2 separate regions of the Homo sapiens genome follow, and region 1 is linked to region 2. The links are chromatin loops, found by intact Hi-C in ENCODE. Cell type or tissue: PC-3. All regions are shown on one strand.

Region 1 (8,000 bases), 160 kb before region 2:
AGGGAGCTACAATACAAAGTGCATATAGAGGGCAAATGCCAGCTCCTGGAGACAAAAAGAGCATGGCCAGCTGCATCGCACAACCCCTACACAAACTCAGCTCTCAGAATCTACCTTGCACTCAGTAACCATAGCCAGGGCAGAGTAACCATGGAGGTTTCAGGAGAACAGATGTGGCTGGCTAGGTGAACAGAGCTAACCCAGGGAAGCTGGCTGGGACTGGGGGAACCAGAGGATGGCAGAATTCCCAGTCTGTGTGCTGCAATTAGATTTTAGCAAAATGAGGTCAACTATTAACACCATCAGGCCTGAGACAAGGGAAGTGGTTGTAAAAAAATGAGATACTGAGATGTTAACAAAGTCAGGGGTAATAATAAGAATTTTCAGGGTACAAGTTAGCACTGAGAAAGTGAGCATCCAATCATTATCACCTTCTGGAATCCCTTCTCCCAATCTATTCTCTCCACCCTGTCCACTTCACACAATACCCTGGCAGATATAGATATTCATCCCTCACTGCCAAAATATGTAGTAGGAATTTCTTTTGTCATTTACACAGCCTTCTGTGCTGGGATGTCTGTTTAACGTGTAAGAGCTACTCATGGGCCCCCCTCCCTTCTAGTTATAGCCCAACAAATGCTTTAAATGCCTCAGCTATTCAGGTACTCCATAGATAGCATTTCTCCCCAAAACCAAGCTGGGCCAGATTCTTCTCCCAAATCCCCTCACTTCTGTAGTCTGGAGAGGCCCAGCCTCCTTCCATATAACTTCTAGCACACATCTCCCAGCACTTAATTCTGGCTAGATCTTAAGCTGGGTGCTGATGACAGATGAACAAAATTCTTTCATCAAGGAGTTCCCAGTTTAAAGGATAAAAGGCAGAGAGACATATTGTTATCAAAAAAAAAAAAAAAGTACAAAGGGCTGTGGGTTCCTACAGGAGAATAAGAGGAAAGAGTTGAGCATGCCTGTAAAAGGATGGAAAAACATCCTGGAGAAAGCTTGAAGGGCAAATTGGACCATAACAGAAAAGAGAGAGAGGGTAAGGATGCAGGTACAGAGATCAGAGTGAGCTTTGCCAGAAAAGCAACCACTCCTGCTCACTGGGGACTTTCCCCTATTTTCTGAGCCAATGAAGAAGGAAGATGAGGCATAGTCTTTTCTTTTCCTATCTCCAACTGCCCCTGACCCGCAACAATTATTCTGTAGGCCTCCCTGCACTTTTCTCAATATTCCTGCTGAAAGCACAAAGGGCATGCTAGCCCCTAGCCCAGGACTAAGCACACTGTAGGCACACATTAAAAATTAAAAATAGTAGCTACCATTTATTTAGAGCAAATTGGGGCACAGAGAACCTTAGAAATGTGTCCAAGGTCACAAAGCTACTGAGTGATAGAGCTGGTCAGCTTGATTTCAAAGCTGGAACTCTTTATTATATCTTGTTTCCTCTAATGGAAGTAGAAGATGGATAACATCTCCTAACATCTCCAAACACACCTAACATCTGCAAACTGGTACTGTTTGGCGAGCCCTAGATGGGCCTGTAAACCCAGAGCCAACTCTGTAGAGTGAAAAAGATCCTAAAGGGCAGTGTGCTACTCTGTGGTCACATGGGGAGGATTAAGCATGCCATCTACTGTCAGAAAATGGACCTTGAGGTGGCCCTCTGCTGAGCCAGTCTGATCCCTCTTCCCTCTTCCCTCTTCCCAAGTTCTGAGGCTGCTGTGGACAGATGGCACCTGTTCCCTCAGCAGACCCTCTTGGCTACTGCATGACAAACCTTTAATTGAAGATATGTCAAGCCTCAGACCAATAACAGAATTTTTATTATAGCTCAGTAAGGTGGCCATAGCTCACAGCTGTAACAAGTCTAGGTTCTCTGGGGTGTTTGTGTGCTAAATGACTGATGATGAGGTCTAAGTGTCTGCTCACTCAGCCTTAAGAACTCATCCTAAGTTCAGAATACAGGTCAGAGCCAGTACAGGCCTCCTAAATGGGTATTAAAGAATAGAACTGAAATAGGGATTTTTAGTCCATGCTCAGAGGGGAAATAAAGTCTAGAGGGGCACAGATCAAGGGACTTTTTGTAAACACCCAGCAGGCATGTCCCTACCCCTTTCAGAAGTCTCCTGGCAAAGAGCTCCTTAGTATTTTCCTCAGATTCCAGCCGGCGATTTTCAAATATTTCCTTTGACAAGCATCAGTAGAAAAATATAAAAACAATATTTGCCATCAGGACAGCTGCTGATTTCTAAAACCTTAGCTTCCAAGAGTATACCCAGCTCTATCAGAATCCTTGAATGAGAGAACCAGTAAGAACCTTTAATGAACAAACCCATTTTACAGATAAGGAAACCCAAATCTAGGCAGAACTGAATTGCCAAAGCTCACTTAATAAGGCAAGGACCAAGCACAGAAGTCCTAAAAATACAGGATGCAGACACCAGGAAGGAACAGACCTCCTGTCTTTTACACAGAACCCTTATTGAGGAAGAAGTTCCTCCCAAAAATCATAAAATGTCACAGCTGAAAGGAACTGTAGGGAGGAATCTCCTGATACAAATCATAAAACACACCTGAGAAAAGTGACTACCCAAGGTCACACAGTGAGTGGCAATTTTGAAAAGGGACCAAGGTCACCTGCCAATACAGGGTTCTTCCCCAAACTTCAAACAAGTTGTCTGAATAAAAATCCAGGAGCTACAAAAAAAGCTGTTCAGGCATACCTCGGATACACTGCAAGTTCAGTTTGAGGCCACTGCAATAAAGCTAATATAGCAATAAAGTGAGTCACAAAAATTTTTTAGTTTCCCAGTGATAAAAGTTATGTTTACACTATACTGTAGTCTATTAAGTGTATAATAGCATTATGTCTAAAAATACAGTGTGCGTGCCTTAATTTAAAAATAACTTATTGCTTAAAAATTCCGACACAGAGACTCAAAAGTGAGCACATGCTTTTGGAAATATGGTACCAACAGCTTGATCAACACAGGATTGCCACAAACCTTCAACTTGTAAAAAATGCAATTATCTGCCAAGTGCAGTAAGGCAAAGCACAATAAAACAAGGTATGCATGTATATATTTATTATTAAGATATAATTCACAGACCCTAAAATTCTAAGTCTCTCTCTTAAAATGGGCAATTCAATGATTGTACTATATTCACAAGGTTGTGCAACCACTGGCAAAATTAATGTTAGAATATTATCATTACCCCAAAAAGAAATGCCATATCTATTAGCAGTCACTTCCTATTTCCCACTGCCCCCACCCCCAGCCCCAGAAACCACTAATCTATTTTCTGTCTCTATGGATTTGTGTGTTCTGGGCATTTTATATAAGTGAACTCACAAAATTATATAATATGTGGCCTGTTGTGACTGGCTTCTTTTACTTGGCATGTTTTCAAGGTTCATCCGCATTGTAGCATATATCAGTACTTCATTCCTTTTAGTGACTGATTAATATTCTATTGTATGTATATACCATTTTTTTTCCATTCATCAACTGACAGACACTTGAGTTGTTTCCACTTTTTGGCTATTATTCTAATTTCAACACATCCTCACCAACACTTGTTACTGTCTTTTTTATTATATCCTAGTGGGTAAAAAGTGTTACCTCATTGTAGTTTTGATTTGCATTGCCCTGATAATGATGTTGAGCATTGTTTCAGGTGTATATTGGCCATTGAACTGTGGACTATACAAATAATATGTTCAAATCCTTTGTCCATTTTTTGTTTGTTTGTTTGTTTTGAGAGAGGGTCTCACCCTGTCACCCAGGCTGGAGTGCAGTGGCACGATCTTGGCTCACTGCAACCTCTGCCTCCCAGGTTTCAGCAATTCTTATGCCTCAACCTCCTGAGTAGCTAGGATTACAGTCATGTGCCACCACACCCGGCTAATTTTTGTATTTTTTTAGTAGAGACAGGGTTTTGCCATGTTGGCCAGGCTGTTCTCAAACTCCTGTCCTCAGGTGATCTGCCCACCTCAGCCTCCCAAAGTGCTGGGATTACTGGCATGAGCCACCGTACCTAGCAAGAATTTTTTATGTATTCTGGATAGTAGAGCCTTGTCAGAAAAATGTTTGCCAATACTTTCTCCACTTTGTGGGTTGTCTTTTCACTTTCTTGGTACATTCTTTGAAGTATAAAACTTTTTTATTTTGGTGAAGTCCAATTTATCTATTCTTTCTTTTGTTGTATATGCTTTTTAAAAAATAATTTGAGGTAAAATTCACATAATATAAAAGTAACCATTTTAAAGTAAGCAATTCAGTGGCATATAGCACATTCATGATGTTATGCAACCACTACCTCTATCTAGTTCCAAAATATTTCCATCACTCTACAGTAAAATTTTTTACCAGTAAGCGGTTTCTCCCCATTCCCTCCTCCCACCAACCCCTGCCAACCATTAGTCTACATTCTGTCTCTGTGGATTTATCTATTCTAATCATTTCATATTAACAGAATCATATAATATGTGATCTTTTGTGTCTGGCTTCTTTCATTTAGCATAATGTTTTCCAGGTTCATCCACATTGTAGCATGTATCAGAACTTCATTCCATTTATAGGTGAATAATATTCCATTGCACCACAATGTATTTATCTATTCATCTATTAATAGACAGTTGGGTTGTTTTATTTTTTGGCTCTTGTGACATGTGCTGCTATGAAAATGCATGTACATGTACTTGTTTGAGTACTTGTCTTCAATTCTTTGCATATATACCTAAGTGTGGAATTGCTAGGTTCTAGGGTAACTCTGTGTCTAATTTCTGAGAAACCACCAGACTATTTTACACAGTAGCTGAACCGTTTTACCTTCTCACCAGCAATATACAGGGTTTCAATTTCTCTATACCCTCGCCAACACAAGTTTTCCATTTTTAAAAACTATTATTATTATAAGTATCCCAGTCAGTGTGAAGTATATTCTTAGCTTCAGTACCTGTGTTCTGCCTATCTCAGGAAGATAGTTTTCCTGCTGATCTCTGGCCTTCCTTAAGTTAGATCACATGCAGCACATGGGCTACATGCAATAAGCCTAAGAGAAGAATACCCCTGTCCTGGTATCAGTCCAACCTGCTCCACCAGGGCCCCTCTTGTTGGTTCTGATATCCTGGACCCAGTACCATGTCCCCAGCATTCTGGTTCCCATGCTAGCTGATTTTTTCAGATAAAATCCTTGACTGCTTTAACCTGCAGTTTCTACTGTATCCTTTCAGACATGATAAATCTGATTTTGATACAGATAAAGCTTGATAATATATATTACAAGGCTAAGGAAGACTTTCAGGCTGCTGAAAGCTTCCCCTTGCATGGTGGTGACAGAGGAGAACCTCTGCAAAAGTAGCCTAGCTTTTATAGTTGGGTATAAGTGTCCTTGTTGGTGTATACAAAGAGATGTGTAAGCTGTTAACATAGGGAGAGTTTAATAAGGCCACTTCTCATCTTTTAAGACTCAGCTCAAGAATTACTTTCTCCATAAAGTTTCCCTGGACTCCAATAGGAAACTCCTCCCTAGTTTGTGCCCCCAGTTGAACTCTGGAAAGACTTACATAATAGCTATAACACTTACTATATTTGTTGACACTTTACTATATTTGTTGACATAGCTATCTCCATTTAGATAGAAGTACTGGAGAGCAGGGACCCTGCCGATTATGCTGGTACATAGAATGTGCTCAGTAAAGGTTAGTGAATGACTGGAAGGCCATTGCTCAATACAGAGACTACGCCTTACATAAAGAGTAGAACCATTCACTGTGTCGTTATTCAAAACCTACCAATGAAGGTGAGTAAAATGTGTCCTAGAACCCTCCACTCCCCCAAAAAAAAGGTGGCAAAGGAAGTGGAAACATTAGTCTTCTCCCAGGTTGCTCTGTTTCATACTTTCAAAAAGTATGGATCCACTTGTATTGAGACATCAACTTGCACATTAGCCAAGCCATATTCACAGACAGGGAAATGTTATATGGCCTCTGACCTTGCCTGCCAGCTGCTTCTCTGGACTGTTTCCTGGTTCAATAGCATTCTTCTGCTGGCACCCTAAATCGAGGCCAGCCATTCCCAAAGGGCAGGAAGTGGGCCCTAAGATCCTGTTTGGTTGAAAATAGTTTTCCAAGAAATCTCACTACTTTTTGCTCCCCCTTGGTTAACTTAGAATTAGAAAAAGGATTACAGGCTGGCCGTTCCTACCACATAGATCTGTAGAGACTGAACAACCTAATTCTCTCAACTAGACCCTGGCTGAAGAGACCACCCTTTCTTAGGCCTGAGTGTGTCTACTGCTTCAGTGAAAACCCACTTAGTCCTCCTTGGTCATTCAATAATACAAAGATGTTCATTAATCAGTTCATGCACTCTACATGTCTACAATAACCCACTGTCATTATATATATATAAACCTGCTGATATGCTATTGAAATGAAATATAGAAGTAGGTAACAGGTAAAAAGCTTTCAGCCCATAGGGGGTTACTTCTATCCCTGAGCATACTTTTCATATTTTAGCTTTTGTACTCTTGCTCAGGTTGTTTACTCTGCCTAGAATGTCCTATTCTGCCACCTCCATAGAATAAAGCTCTATCCACCCTTAAAGGCAGAGGTAACATGTCACCTTGTCTATAGGATACCTTCACTAGCCCTCATCTGGGCCTCAGAAGTACTGTGTACCTCTACAGAACACTCATGTTGTCCCTTCAGGGCAGAACATGATTCATTCCAGGTCTTCCTACAGGGTCCAGCACAGCATTGGCACAATGCAGATATTTCCTTAAAGTATTTAATGAATGCATGTTGCTACGTGTCTGGACTAAAATGTAAGACTCTTTCATACCTTAATACCAGTGGAAATAGTATAGGTGCTATCTTGCAGGTGTGCCTAGGAGACCCAGAGCCTTAGCCTTAGCCTATCCACTACAACAGCTTTGGTTTCCATGGCACAGCAGTAGCCCTTCTCAACACAAGACTCACAGAGAGGAGGCCCAAAGAGCACTGTATCCAGAGCCTTCAGCTGCAGCTTCTGCCGATGACTCCGGTCTGTCATCTTCAGCACAGTCCCTGTCATGGTGGTGTTGGTGACAGCCAGCCTGTTGAGGCAAAGAGTAGCAGATCAGTTCCCTCCCAGTAAAGCCAGGAAGGATCCTGGTAGGATTACCCGCCTCCCCCAGGAACACTTCTAGCTCTTGGTGATTGCTCCCCTCTGCACTCTAGAACACAGAGTCTATACCAGTTGGGTCTCAACAGGGTATATGGAGAGACACATAACATTTACCAAGAATTTGTTCAGCCCTCTCCCCATATCCACCAACTTCTAAGCACCCTATCCTCTAAGGATTACCTGTCTGTGACCATTCCCACACCCAACTAAATTTTCTGTTGTGCTTCTCCTTCCAGGGTTTATCCTCTACATATTTTCCCCACCTCCTACCATTTATAAATGCATTTCCTGTGCAGCCCAGGTCAAACTGTCATGTCATATGACCCAGTGATTCTGGGATTTATGAATTATCCTAATCTAAACTCACTGTCATTATATATAAACCTGCTAATGTGCTATTGAAATGAAATATAGAAAAGGAAAAAAAATTTTAATTAACCACTGATGACAAAAATGGAATTAGTCCTGTTAGCTTGTATTTGAGTCACTGCAATACAAGTTACCTCCAATAAAATTACTGTAATTTTTTATGACCTCCACCCATACTGTCAGTGATAACTTTAATAAGAGAAAGCCTGTGAACAAGAAAATGACCTAGGAAAAATGGAACTTTGTTTCTCTTCTGCTGGAACACAGTGGATATAAGAGGAGGGGGGTAAAAGATATGAAAGGTTGAAAACCACTGGTCTAGGTCCCACAAGTAAGCACTTAATTCTATACTACTCTATAAGATTGGTGCTCTTTTCTGATGCATAGCTTTATTTCTCCAGCTAGAAAAGAAGCTTCTGACATCACAGTGTGATTTATACTCCTGTCTGAGCATAC
Region 2 (8,000 bases):
TTGGATCCAGACCTTATTCTCTCTCACCTTCTTTCTGACAGAATCCTTGAAATGACAAAGCTCTATTAGGACGGCACTTGAACCCACCCTCATTTTACCCTGGAGACATCACTGACCCCAGTTTCATCTTACTTTGAGATCAGCTCTGGCCTTGGCCTCCCCAGTCACCATACCAAAGAGAAAGTCATACCCCAGTATACCTTGGGAATGATTTGCACTCTGGCCTTGGCTGGCACTCAACTCAGGAAAGAAAAGTGACATGAAGCAACTGGCCCAAAGTAACACTAGTACTATCCCCAACTAGGGAAAGAAGGTCTTTCTCTGGGGTGGTAGGGGAGAAAAACTTCCAAATCATCATAAAACCCCCCTCACTTTCTGTGTATGCAAGCCAAATATGGGTCAAATGGTGCACAGGAAGAACTCACACAAAGGCCTTTTTCCAGGTGTATTTTAGGCTTCCAGGTATGTCACAGTCACAAATATCAGCTTGCTCCCAAGTGAGTGAATGAGCAATGTCCAGTTCAGGAAATTCAGACTTCGGCTTTCTTCTGGTTTCTAGGCTTGTGGTTTATAAACTCCATTCAGCAGCAAAGCAACAATATTTATAAGCCATAAGCCATCTTTCTATAACATTTTATTTGAGCTTGACAATGTATTAAGCAGAATAAACCTAGGCTTTAAACTTTCTAGCCATGCAATCTTGGCAAATAACTTTTTTTTTTTTTGAGATGGAGTCTCGCTCTGTCACCCAGCCTGGAGTGCAGTGGCTCGATCTCAGCTTACTGCAAGCTCCACCTCCCAGGTTCATGCCATTCTCCTGTCTCAGCCTCCCAGGTAGCTGGGACTACAGGCGCCCGCCACCACGCCCAGCTAATTTTTTGTGTTTTTAGTAGAGACAGGGTTTCACCGGGTTAGCCAGGATGGTCTCAATCTCCTGACCTCGTGATTCACCTGCCTTGGCCTCCCAAAGTGCTGGGATTACAGGCGTGAGCCGCCGTGCCTGGCCAGCAAATAACTTTCCCCATTCATAAAATGGGAATAATAGTAGTATCCTGCAAGACTGTTGTGCAGAAAAGTAAACAAATATATATAAAGCATCAAGAAATATACCAGGCCCAAAAAGGTTATTCAATCATTTGTTCATTCAGTCAACAAATATTTACTAAGTATATGCTATATGCACCAGTCAGTATTCTAGCACTGAGGATTTAGCCATTAACAAAAACCCCTGCTCTTATGGAACTAACAGGGAGTGGGGGTGCAAGGTGAAAGGCCTGACCAATAAATATGCCAGATGGTGATAAATGCTGTAATGAAAAATAGAGAAAGGGGTTGCAGTGTGTGGTGGGGGAGGGATTGCTATTTTTAAATAGAATGATTGGATAAGGCCTCACTGAGTTGAAATTTGACCAAAAGATCTGAAGGAAATAAGGCATGAGCCATGCAGAAAGTTAGAGTAAGAAGGAAGAACCAATGCAAAGGCCCTGAGGCAAGAGTATGTCTGTCTCTATTGTTCAAAGAATGGTAAGAAAGCCAGTGGGGCAGGGTGAGCAGGTGGAGAGGAAATGAGGCTAAGACAGTAACTGGGAGCCAAGTCATATGTGATCTTGTGGGCCACTCTAAGGGCTTTGGCTTTTTCCCTGAGAGATATGTAAAGCCACTGAACAATTTTGAACAGAAGAGTTATATAATTTGGATTTACGTTTTGAAAGGATCACTCCGGCTTCCTGTTTAGAATAAACTGTAGACAGGCAAGGGCAAAAGCAGGGCAATCAGTTAGGCTATTATCTCACCAGGCAAGAGACGATGGTAACGTGGATCAGGGTGGTAGGTGCAGAGGTAATGAAAAGTATCTGAATGTTGGATTTGTTTTAAAGGTAGAACCGACAGGATATGCTGACAGATTCCATGTAAGTGAAACTTGTTAAATTTAAAATGCCTATTAGATATCTAAAATGTTAATTAAGAGGTTAGATATGCAAGTCTAAAATTCAGGGAGAAATCTAAGCTGGAAACACAAATTTGAGTTGTCAATAAATAGATGATAGTTAAAATTATGTAAGTGGACTTTTAATGCCATGAGATATTCAATAAACAAAGCTCCCAGTGAATAGTAACTGCCATTATAACCCCGTTTTGTTCGTTTTTTCCCCCAGCTTCCCAAGCTTATAAACCCCTTTTTATTCTTAAGGTATTGGAGATAATTGCCAACTTCTAAACTTCAGTGCCCAACCTCTAACCCTGTCCCCACCCCTCAAGAAAAATTTGATTTTCTGATCTTGTATCCTTCTTTACTGTTGTCCTTCTTTTCAAATTTGCAATTAAAACATCAGATAAGTGAAGGCACGCTGGTGTTAAGTAGTAAAGGTACCAATTTTAGAGTTGGATTTAGGTTTGAATCTTCTCTCTCTCAGCCATTTACTAGTTCTGTGACCTTTTACCCTCAATTTTCTTATCTATACGATGGTACTAATAGTACCTATCTTAAAAGATTGTTATCTTATCGATGGTAAGACATCTACTTATTGCTTTATTCAACAAAAACTTACTGAGCATCCATTACATGCCTAGCACTGTGCTCAGCATTAGGGTTACAGCAGTGAACAGGCACTGGTACTATCCTCATGGAGCTTATAGCCTAAGGGACCATAGTATTTCTAAAGCACCTAGACAAAATTTAAATTTTTTTAAATCACCTAAATAAAATAAATATGTAAAGAACCTCACACAATGCCTAGCAAATAGTAGGTGCTAAGTGACAGTATATATTATTTTATAATTAAAACATCATAAGCCCTCACAGAACAATACGCTTTAGAATTGGCAAATCTTTGGAAATCAAAAGGTCCAATTTTCTCATTTAATAGAAGAGCAGATTAACTAGCTCCATAATAAACTTATTCAGGACACCTATTCAGTCAGGGCATATGCTAGCTGCTCAGGATACAAGGATGAGTAAAACACAGTCCCTACCTTACATCAAGTAAATATGCAAAGGGAGAATGACTCGCCTGAGGTAACCTAGTTCATCTCTTAGACTGGAAATCATGTCTTCTAATTCTCAGTGTTTTGCTCTTTCCACTGAATCAAAATTATTCAACTCAAATAAAAATACTTAGGAAGAAGCCTACCACTGTGCCAAAGAGAGTGCATCCTACAGCTCAGCAATTCCTCACGAGTAGTTTGTCAAAAAGGATAAGCCCCTCTGGGCCTGGAAGCTGATTCTTTTTTTCCTCTGTAACAGTCCATAGCACACAGCAGCTAGGGCCTCAGGGGCCCTGGTAAGAAGTTACAGAAAGATGCAGAAAAATAGAGTAAAAGCCTGAAACCACCAGAGCCACTGGTAAGTAAAGAAAAGGTAGAGCAAGGCCAGACCAAGACCCTCCTCCCTCATCCCAGATATTAAGTCATGTTCCCTCCAGGCTAGCACTAGCCCCAGAACTCTACCTTTGTCCCTCTAGGCCACCCACCCTGCCCCCTGCAAGGGCCCTCTTTAGAGTTTCAACATTAAGCTCCATTTAATGGAAAAAAAATAGCACTGGGAAGCAGAAAGAATACATCATGCAGTTCCAGAAACCTGGCTGAAACTGGCTCCACCACTAACTAGCTGAATGTTTCTTAACTCATCTGTTTCTGCATTTGGAAAATAGGGACAATACTCACTTCTGGGAACTGTGGTGAGCATCAGAGATGTGTCTAATGTATCTAGAAAAATGCCTGGCATGCAGCGGTTACTCAATAAATGGTGCAATGATTACTTATGAATGACAAGGTCTCCCTTGTCTGCCCCATGCTCTAGTGACCGCAGGCTTCAGCAGAGCAGCACAGTTTAAGACTCCCACAATAGTATGAAGTATTCAGGGAGATGTGGCACCTTCACTGGCTACATTTCTCAATCTCTTCTCCCCACAACCTATACCAGCTCAGGTCTCCACTCCACCCCTCCACCTTTAAAAAAAAAAAAAAATCTTTGAACCTGCCTCCTCTGCTGCCTCTTCAAAATACCACCCTCTTTCCTTCCTTCCCTCGCAACTATATTTCTCAAAAAAGTCTTTTGTTCTACATCTTTGCCTCATACTGACTCCCTAAGCCACAGCAGTCTAGCTTCTGTCCCCACCCCTCCACTGAAACTGCTGTCACCATGGTCACCAATGACTCAGTAGCCTCATTTCAGGCTCACCCTACCTGTTCTCTGCTGCAACAGACACTATTGCTTTCTTTTAGAAACTTTTCTCATTCCTGGCTTCCCAGACAGTACTTTCTCTTGCCTCTCTGATTGCCCCTCCTCAGGCTCCCTCCCTAACTTTTCTGTCCACACATATCAGAGTTCCTCTCTGCTCTATCCTTAACCCCCTTTCTTTCCCCATTTTATAAATTTTACTCAGGTGATCTCATCTACTTCTACAGTCTCTACTATTTCTTAGAGTTCATGATTCTCTCATGTCTATTCCTACCTCTCTCAGGAACTCCAAAACTCATGTCTTCTCCCCCAACTACCAGATATTTTCTCATGGATATCACCCATAACCATCTCAAGAGCAGCATTAACTTCCCCGGCTCTCTCTCTTGTATTCCATGTGTTAACAGCATCACAGTAATGCCCAGTCACCTAACACTGCCTCCTTCATCCTTCCGTCACACAATTTAAATCAACCCCCATGACCACTACCCTTGTTCCAGCCTCATCATCTGCTACTGCAAATCTTCTGGCTGCCTTCCCTGCCTCTAGTTATAATCTATACATTCTAAGCACAGGCATATAAGAGGTCTTCCTAAAAAAAACACTCTGGTCATGTCACACCCATCTTAAATATCGACGGTAAAGCTTAACTCCAATAGGATTTAAGCTCTTTACCATAAAATACAAGGTCATTCGGGATCTGGCCCTTCACACACACCCAGCTTCATCTCGTGCCACTCCCTCCAAGTAGTCCAACACTCCAGTTCAGGGAACAACTCGTCATTCACTGAATATGCCATGCACTTCCACAGTCACACTGCCCAGAATATGCTCCAGGGCACTCTGTCTGGCACAACCCTGGTCATCCTTACAGGGTGGCATCTTTGATATTGCTAAGTATTTAGACCCTCCTTCCTTTCTCTCCCAGTATATTTTCTTTTTTTTTTTTTTTTTTTTTTTGAGACAGAGTCTCACTCTGTCACCCAGGCTGGAGTACAGTGGAGCGATCTCGGCTCACTGCAACCTCTGCCTCCCGGGTTCAAGCAATTCTCCTGCCTCAGCCTCCTGTCTAGCTGAGATTACAGGCACATACCACCACACCCAGCTAATTTTTGTATTTTTAGTAGAGATGGGGTTTCACCATATTGGTCAGGCTGGTCTCGAACTGCTGACCTCGTGATCTACCCGCCTCAGCCTCCCAAAGTGCTGGGATTACAGGCGTGAGCCACCAAGCCCAGCCTTTCCCAGGACATTTTCTATGTACCTCTATTGTAGCACTTGTGACACTGTACAGAGTGCACTTGTTTATGGGTGTCTCAGTAACCTGCAGGTTGTTCATGGACACAGACTATGTCTTTCACATCTCTGCACCCCAACCCACTTGCCCAGCCTCTCAAGATAAGCAACCAGACTATCAGTCCTAACAGGGGATACTCCCCCTATAGCAGGAGAGCAAATTCTAATGACAACAGGAAGTCTCAATAGTTTCAACTTCCCCTCTTGCAAATGCTTCCAGATGGACTGACCCCACAAGAGCTATTTCCTACCTGGTTCCTGGGGCCCCTATGCCTGGTACAGCCTGTTCAATAGAAAGAGGAGAGCTTCCTTAAGGTTAAAATTCTTTGGAAAATGATTTCTAAAATGGGCTGAGCTGACAGGTAGGACTGCCAACTGACAGAGCCATCTCAGGAAGTAATTTGTGAAATAACTCCAAGACCTTTATACATCTTCCAAAGCAACTGGGATGGTTGCTACAACACCCTGTGGCTGGTCTTCTTGCCTTCCATCAAGGCTTGGGAAATTGCCCTGCATCACAATACTTACAAACAAGTTGCTTCACTAGGCAGAAATCTATAATGACTTCTCATTGCTTAAAACTGTAAACCAGAGTGATTAGGAACAAGCACACTGAAAACATATTACCTGGGCCCGAATCCCACCTCTACCACTTATTAGCCATGTGAGTTTGGGCAAATTATTTCAGTTCTCTAGGCCTCAGTTTTCCCATCTTTAAAACAGTAAAATAATAGTACCTACTTTCATAGGGTTGGTACAAAGATTAAATAAGCTAATCTGAATAAACTACTAATAAAAATTAAATAAGCTTAGCATTAAAAATGCAAAGAATAGTACCTGGCACATGGTAAGAACTTAATAAATTATATATAAACATGTTCAGGTTCCAAGTCCCTCTGTCATTCATAGCCTGAGATATGAAATGTTGCCCTGTCCCATTTCACATTCCATAATCCACCAGCTCCCTTCTGACGATCATTTATGATCCTTTGCCTCTATCCACAACACCAATTGCAATCTGCCCAGCTCCTCCTTCTGGCAATGCTACCTTCAGCTGGCCAGAAATTAACGCCTTCAGCAGTCTCACAGGTGGTGTCATGCCTAAGAGCAGTACAGGATACCACCTTCTCCTGAGCATTCTATTCCCTATGCCAAGGGTCCCCAACCCTCAGGCTGCAGACTGTACCAGTCCGTGCCTTGTTAGGAACCAGGCCACACAGCAGGAGGTGAGCGGCAGGCAAGCGAGCATTACTGCCTGAGCTCCGCCTCCTGTCATATCAGTGGCAGCATTAGGTTCTCACAGGAGTGCAAAGCCTATTGTGAACTGCACATGCGAGGAATCTAGGTTGCGTGCTCCTTATGAGAATCTAATGCCTGATGATCTGAAGTGAAACAGTTTCATCCCAAAATCATCCCCACCCCGCACCCTGGTCTGTGGAAAAATTATCTTGCATGAAACCGATCCCTGGTGCCAAAAAGATTGGGGATCGCTGCTCTCTGCTCACTCCTATTTTCACTCAGGTCATTTTCCAATCTAAATGCCTCCCAAGCTTCTGCAGTATATAAACTTAAACAGAGTTTTAGGGATTAGTTAAGTCACACCATCCCAGGAAGCTACAGTAACTCATAAAAATATCTGCCTTCCCTTAACCTCTAAAGTCCCAATGTGTAACTTATACTTCCACACTCATATCTAATCATCTCTATTAGATTAAGTTCCATGAGGCAGTGTCTGGTTTTCCATCACTACATCTCCATTACCCAAGAACAATAAATGTTTAAGAAATGTTGGGGGCCAGCCACATTGGCTCATGCCTGTAATCCCAGCACTTTGGGGGACCAAGGCAGGAAGATTGCTTGAGCTCACGAGTTCGAGACCAGCCTGGGCAATATGGCAAAACCCCGTCTCTACAAAAAATACAAAAATTAGCTGGGCATCGTGGCACGTGCCTGTAGTTTCAGCTACTCAGGAGACTGGAGCCTGGGGCAGGAGGATCACCTGAGCCCAGGAAGTCAAGGGTGCAGTGAGCTGTGGCTGCACTGCTGGAGTGTACTCCAGCCTGGGCAACAGAGCGAGATGCTATCTCAAAAGAAAAAAATGAAGAAGGCTTAGGCAAACAATAAAAGCTCAGTTAGCTAAATCTCCTACCACTGAGTCTGAGACATAACCAGGGACTGGTGGATTAACCAAGATCTATACCTTTCTACAACAACAACATGGAGAAAACTATATCAGCAATCTCATAGAGCTATTGTGAACACAAAGATGTAATCTATGTTAAACACTTAGGAGATTTTCTGACACATAAGCTGTCATTAAGTATCTCATTTTCTCTTTGAAAAGGAGCCATGGAGGTACCTTGTCAACTAAAGGACAGCTGGCCATACTACTTCTCCAAGTCATACTAATAGAAAAGCAGGGGACCACACTGTGTTCATTTACCTAATGGTGTTCTGTGGAACACTGGTATCTAACAAAATGTCAATAGGTGGTTTTTGAGGATAAAAAAAGATTACATGTTCA

Evidence for each region. Hi-C counts contacts between places; a loop is a spot of excess contacts. Peaks named below come from ENCODE experiments on the same cell type or tissue, not always from the same donor. Only the 100,000 strongest peaks of a DNase experiment are listed, where the experiment ranks them.
Region 1: a loop joins it to region 2, with 2.8 times the contacts of the local background. A loop is called at or near these places in 3 of 110 quality-filtered maps.

Annotation. Positions count from the first base shown.
Region 1 is chr11:4,058,385-4,066,384 of GRCh38, reverse strand. It overlaps STIM1 (stromal interaction molecule 1), which reads right to left. Exons shown (of 13, transcript NM_001382567.1): 5 at 6,989-7,104. Among named protein-coding and RNA genes, the nearest start is that of RRM1, 32 kb to the left of the region's middle. In PC-3, no CTCF peak of the experiment used is centred here; no DNase peak of the experiment used is centred here; H3K27ac peaks cover 1,301 bases.
Region 2 is chr11:3,901,337-3,909,336 of GRCh38, reverse strand. All of the region lies in intron 1 of STIM1 (stromal interaction molecule 1), which reads right to left. Among named protein-coding and RNA genes, the nearest start is that of PPIAP40, 12 kb to the right of the region's middle. RefSeq lists a silencer at 5,464-5,758 and an enhancer at 5,464-5,758. In PC-3, no CTCF peak of the experiment used is centred here; DNase peaks (open chromatin) are centred at 2,976, 3,736, 4,146 and 4,956; H3K4me3 peaks cover 2,038 bases; H3K27ac peaks cover 3,511 bases.